2 separate regions of the Homo sapiens genome follow, and region 2 is linked to region 1. Evidence: chromatin loops called from intact Hi-C (ENCODE). Cell type or tissue: Calu3. All regions are shown on one strand. Links, peaks and the distances in the headings refer to the core of each region. The heading gives the core; the rest is flanking DNA. Region 1 has its middle 110 kb from the start of LINC00457. Region 2 has its middle 120 kb from the start of NBEA.

Region 1 (2,918 bases), core at 197-2,696:
CCAATTTGCGGTCATGGTTCTCTGAATTACTGCTTTTAAATTGAGCATTTTTTTGAAGTTCACATCTCTACCTTTTGGATATGCAGAAAGAAGTATCTATAAAACAATAATGACTAGCAAGTATAATGTGTGTTATAGTTTGCAGTGCCTCTCTGAACATACGTGATTTCATCTGCGTCTTACAGGAAAGCTGAGAGATGGGAACTGCTATGATAATTGCGGCCCATAGAGACGAAGTTATATGCCCGAGGTCACAAAACTAGTAAGACCAGTTCTTTTCACTTCAGAACCTATGCTTCCCTACATGCTCGTTAACAGTATCTTAATGCTAACCGTAGGTGTTCTTTCCTTAAAGAGTCATGAAGACATTAGATTGCAAATCACTAGAGGACAGAAACAAGATTCTATAGTTCTCTCGGAATGGTGCCTCAGTACCTTGGTCACCTGTGTGTTTCTCCTCTTTAGGATACAAAGAATTCCAGCTGTACTCATGTACCACAAGACATGATGATTCCTATGAACTTTCTAGGAATGAAAATGATAAATCTCTTCAATTTCAGCACTGCTTCTTTGATATCTATGCAGTGCCTGCCAAAAGCAAGTAACCAGAAATAAGTGGGCCTTGGAATCTTAAGACTCTAACCAAGCTGCTTTTCTTTTTGGTTTGGTAGGAGGAGAGCATGTGTTACGGAGACAGCCCTGTTTGGGCAGGCTGCATAGCTCTGTGGCTAGAATGCCACCCCAGACTTTTCCATGTGACTCTATAAGTGATCTTAGGCTAGTCATTCCTAGCCCAGTGCTTAATAGTATCAATGGACAACCAGAAAGCTTGTCCAAACAGCTAATGACTAATAGGTCTCATTAATCATTTAGTTTTCTGACTGTTAATTTTTAGCAAATAATAGTTCAATGGCTACTGCACCAAGCATTGTGCTCAGTGTATGTAAAGAAGAAAACAATGTTCCTGGCATTAAAGAGGTCATTGTCCAATAAATTTGCCACTCATATGAACTTATAAATCCTGCCACTGATGGCTAGATTTGAGACTTTGCAAAAGAGAAGCTGAAACACTGGGAAGGCATTTAACCCTGGTTGTCTAAAATCATGTGAGCTGGTGACAAAGCTAGACAAGGGGTCTAGTGTGTCCCTCAGGCCTGTCTTCCACTACTGGACTGCCTTGTAAAATATGGTTGCATCATTTCAGGATGAAGAGTAGCGCTGATTATTGGCTAATTTTGGCTCACTGAGGCTTCGTTATCGAGTGTACTTCCTGAGAGCCCTGTATTTCCTGGTTTAATTGTGGCTGATGACGTACTTGTAACCAAGGCACTTGGCTCAGCCCAAGCACTTCTATCTGGCTACCAGGGTGCCTGCCAAGTAAACAAGCATTTTTCTGTGCTATGTCTAAAAAAAAAAAAGACGATGCAAAGATTAGGGGATCATGGAGGATGGGAGGCAGGACTAGATTGCAGCTCTGGATAGAGCAGCATGCGAAGGCTTGCATTGTGAATTTTAGCTCCAGATCAACTGCAAGAACAAACCAGGAATCCTGAGAGGACCCACAGAACCTCTGAAGGAAGCAGACTGCTCCTGTAGGGCCTGGGAGACACCCCAAATACTGTGAGTGCCCCAACTGTGGAAGTGGGAAAGGGAGACCCGCTTCTCCTGGACACACACCCCCACTGGAGAAGATGAAGATCTGTTTGTGGGAGAGGTTTCTGACTTTACCTTGAGCTCAGTCAAGGTAGCGAGCCAAGCCAAATGAAATACAGCAGTAGAGGAAGCAGCAGAAAGGCCCTGGGAGCTCACTGGGTCCCCAGGCAGCCCATTCCTGCCCGGCACCACAGGGATCTATCAGGATGGTGGCCAGAGGAGCTTGGGGCAAAACTCCAAAGGGATAAGGAATTCTGTAGCTGAATTTGTAACAATTTGAACAGGGCAAGAATCTTCCTGGCCAGAACTCAGGGGAGGGCATGAATCCTGCTTGCAGACTTCACAGGCGGGGGGATAAACCAAAGCCCTTTTCTTTCACAGCTGGGGTCCAGACAGCCTCAGGCAAGTTTTCAAGACCCTCTTGACCTCTGTCTGGAAACAGACTAGGGGTGTTGAGGGGGCACAGTGGGAGTGAGACCAGACCTTTAGCTTGCATGGGAGCTGGGTGAGGCCTGTGACTGCTGGCTTTCCCCCACTTCCCTGACAACCTGCATGACTCAGCAGAGGCAGCCATAATCCTCTGAAGTACACAACTCTAGTGACCTGGGAATCTCTCCTTCATCCCCCACAGCGGCTGCAGCAAGTCTCATCCAAGGAGAGTGAGCTCAGACATGCCTAACGCCTCCCCCACGTGATGGTCCTTCCCTACCCACCCTGGTAGTGGAAGACAAAGGGCGTATAATCTTGGGAGTTCTAGGGCCCTGCCCACCGCAGGTCCCACTCCACATTACTATAGTTGATGCTTTATGGAAAGCACCACCTCCTGGCAGGAGGCCAACCAGCACAAAAATAGAGCATTAAACCACCAAAGCTAAGGACCCTCATGGAGTCCACTGCACACCCTGCCACCTCCACCGGAACGGGTGCTGGTATTCAAAGCTAAGAGACCCATAGATGGTTCATATCATAGGACTCTGTGCAGACAACCTCCAGCACCAGTCTAGAGCTGGGTAGACTCACTGAGTAGCTAGACCCAGAAGAGAGACAACAATTACTGCAGTTCGGATCACAGGAAGCCACATCCACAGGAAAAGAGGGAGAGTACTACATCAAGGGAACACTCTGTGGGACAAAAAAATCTGAGTAACAGCCTTCAGCCCTAGACTTTCACTCTGACAGAGCCTACCCAAATGAGAAGGAACCAGAAAACCAACAAAACAAGACTCATCAACACCCCCCCCCCCCAAATCACACCAGTTTACTAG
Region 2 (2,918 bases), core at 160-2,659, 79 kb before region 1:
CAGTGTGCTTAATTTTTCTTCCACTAAAGAAGCTCAAAATGATTTTTGTTGTAAGCAACCAAAGAATCTTAATGGACACACACTCCCACCCTAAGTGAGAAGACAACTGGCAGTTAGCCAGCAGTAGTTGAGATGTGGGTACCTTCCCCAGGAAATGATGTTTTCTGGGGGTTCAATTTGAGGGTGAGGTGAAATGAGAGGCAAATCTTATGATAGAATAGGACTCCATCTTGCAGTGGAAGTTCTGAGGGCTGAGCCCTTTGATCCCTGGGAAGAGTGAGGATGGGAGTGGGAGAATTTGTAAGAGCTAGGCCAATGAATTGGGATCCTGGAAAAACTACTTGGGGTTAGGAGAGTACTCCAGTCTCAATAGAAATTGAGATTCACTCCTAAAACCAAAGCAACCAAATGGAGTGGTGGCGATAACATTACAGCTTGGGGTAGCACCTTCCTTGGGGCTCCCTCAGGCTCATAAAGTCATGGATTTAAGGAAGTAAGACCAATTCAAGAATGACCCATCCAGGGGCAACGGAGTGCCCAGCAGTATGATATAGAGGAGTCAGATGGAACTGGCTTCAAAACCTGTGCTCAAAATCTGGGCTCTTCCCCTAGTGATGATGAGAATTTGGGGAATTTTTGAGGGGTGAGATAAATATTTCTTCCTCTGGGATGTTTTTCCTGCATTTCCCCTTTTCCGTCTCCCAGTGCTATGCTGGAGACTGGGTTTTGATGCCTCTGCTCTGTGCCCTAATGGTGATCTTTGTGTTCCCTGTCACAATGCTTGTGAACTTCATGTTACTGCATCATTTGTTTATCTCCCCAACCAGATTGTAAACTTCACACAGCAGCAATCTTGTCTTTCTTGTTCGCCTTTGTATTTTCAACATCAAGCACAGTGCCTGACACATAACAAAAATGTGTTGACTATGGAATAACTAAAAAGGAAGCGGAGGAGATATAAGAGAGATGGAAGATGATCCTGCGCAAAGCAAATCCATGAAAAGTTCTTTTTACTTCCCGCTGTCTTACATTAAGTAGTGTATTTATGAAGTGTTATTATCTGAGGTCAATTCTAAGTGACAACCATAAGAGGCCCCCTGGCAGTAATTATGGGACTCTTAATAAGTTAAAACTTTCCTAAAGCCCGTGAAATATTTTCACATAGGGTGTTTTTTATTATACCAGACCAATCTGTAAGAAAATGTTCAACTTCACAATGACACATTACAATTTTAATAGCACCTATTAAAGGGCTTTGCACATAATAGTTGTTCAGCAACTATTTGTTGATGGAGCAAATATATTAAGCAAAATTGGCCACTTTTCATAAAACATTTTAAAGGCTAAGAATGTCTATTTACTATTTAATTATACAACAGCTCTTTATTGCAAAAGATTAAATGAGAATGTTTTAAAGGGAAAGAACTTTTTTTTCCTGATATAAACTTTGTGTCATAACCTATTCTTGCTCATTTAACCAATAAAGCTTGGATTTTCAACTGGATTGCAACACATGTTGTCACCTGACACATTCTTTCATAAAGAAGCTTTGATAAATCTGAACTGCACACATTAGCTGCGTTAAGGTCTTAATCCTACATGAAAGGATATGCCCATTTGCTTAGCAAGAAAGGGTCACTTTCTTCCTCTTGCTAGAAAAGCTTGTAATATGTTAAAAGGTAGATTTGCCAGCAGACTTCTGTCTTTATAAATCATCATAGACAGTGATTCTTTGCAAAACAAGTTTCACGTAATATTTATGTAAGCTGCACATGACCTCAGTGGAAAGCAAAGGTCAGAAAAAACAGCATCCCTATTGTTTGACAGAACTCTTCTGTATTTTTGTCTGTTATTACTTACTCAGTTTGTATTTTTTTTATGTTGTATGGAATAGAAGTTGTTTATTTTAAAGCTAGGCTACAAGGAAGTATAACATTTCTTTTTAGAGTCAATACTATTTTATTCTTTACTTGTAGAAAATCTCTTTCAACAAAGAGGAACACCAGTGGCAGAGCTGAGGATAGAATGAGTGTGGGTAAGTAGAAGAGTAAGATGTCCTCTAGCCACTCACAGAGTTGATTCTGGGGAGCGTTATGGCAGCAAATGGAGAAGATCAGTGTTCTAATGGTCGTGTTTAATAAACATGCACCGGCTGGGCGGAGTGGCTCACGCCTGTAATCCCAGCACTTTGGGAGGCTGAGGCAGGCAGATCACCTGAGGTCGGGAGTTCAAGATCAGCCTGACCATCATGGAGAAACCCTGTCTCTACTAAAAATACACAATTAGCCGGGTGTGGTGGCGCATGCCTGTAATCCCAGCTACTCGGGAGGCTGAGGTAGTCTCAGAGATTGCAGTGAGCTGAGATTGCGCCATTGCACTCCAGCCTGTGTAACAAGAGCAAAACTCTGTCTCAAAAAAAAAAAAATAAAATAAAATAAAAATAAACATGTACCTTATTCCAATGTTTCAGTTGAAAAGAAAATCTATATAGTAATGACAGACAATGATATGGGATTCTAGCCTGGCCTGTAGAATTTATTAGCTGTAGGACTTTGGGCAATTTATTTAACTTCTCAACTTCTTTGAACTTTTGATTGCCCATAAAATGAAATATAGAGTCCTGAGCTGGCTGTCCTGCAGGAGAAGGCTTCTGCTATCTTTCCTGCTTTCCACTCCCTCCCTAGCACTTTAAGATTCACTCATATTCATTCCATATTACCTCTGCTTATTTTCTTAATCATGCTTTCTGCAATAATCTCTTTTGTTTGTTGGTTTATTTATTTTGCTTGCCTTCACCAGAATATAGGTTCCATGACAGAGGGATCTTGGGTCTTATTCTTACCGTATACCAAACACTAGATCAATGCCAGGAAATTAACTGGTATATAAAAATAACTGGTGGATGACTTCTGGGTATA

What was found. Peaks named below come from ENCODE experiments on the same cell type or tissue, not always from the same donor. Only the 100,000 strongest peaks of a DNase experiment are listed, where the experiment ranks them.
Region 2: a loop joins it to region 1, with 8 times the contacts of the local background. A loop is called at or near these places in 1 of 110 quality-filtered maps.

Annotation. Positions count from the first base shown.
Region 1 is chr13:34,746,616-34,749,533 of GRCh38, reverse strand. No RefSeq gene overlaps it. Among named protein-coding and RNA genes, the nearest start is that of LINC00457, 110 kb to the right of the region's middle. In Calu3, for the core only: no CTCF peak of the experiment used is centred there; a DNase peak (open chromatin) is centred at 1,193.
Region 2 is chr13:34,825,297-34,828,214 of GRCh38, reverse strand. No RefSeq gene overlaps it. Among named protein-coding and RNA genes, the nearest start is that of NBEA, 120 kb to the left of the region's middle. In Calu3, for the core only: no CTCF peak of the experiment used is centred there; no DNase peak of the experiment used is centred there.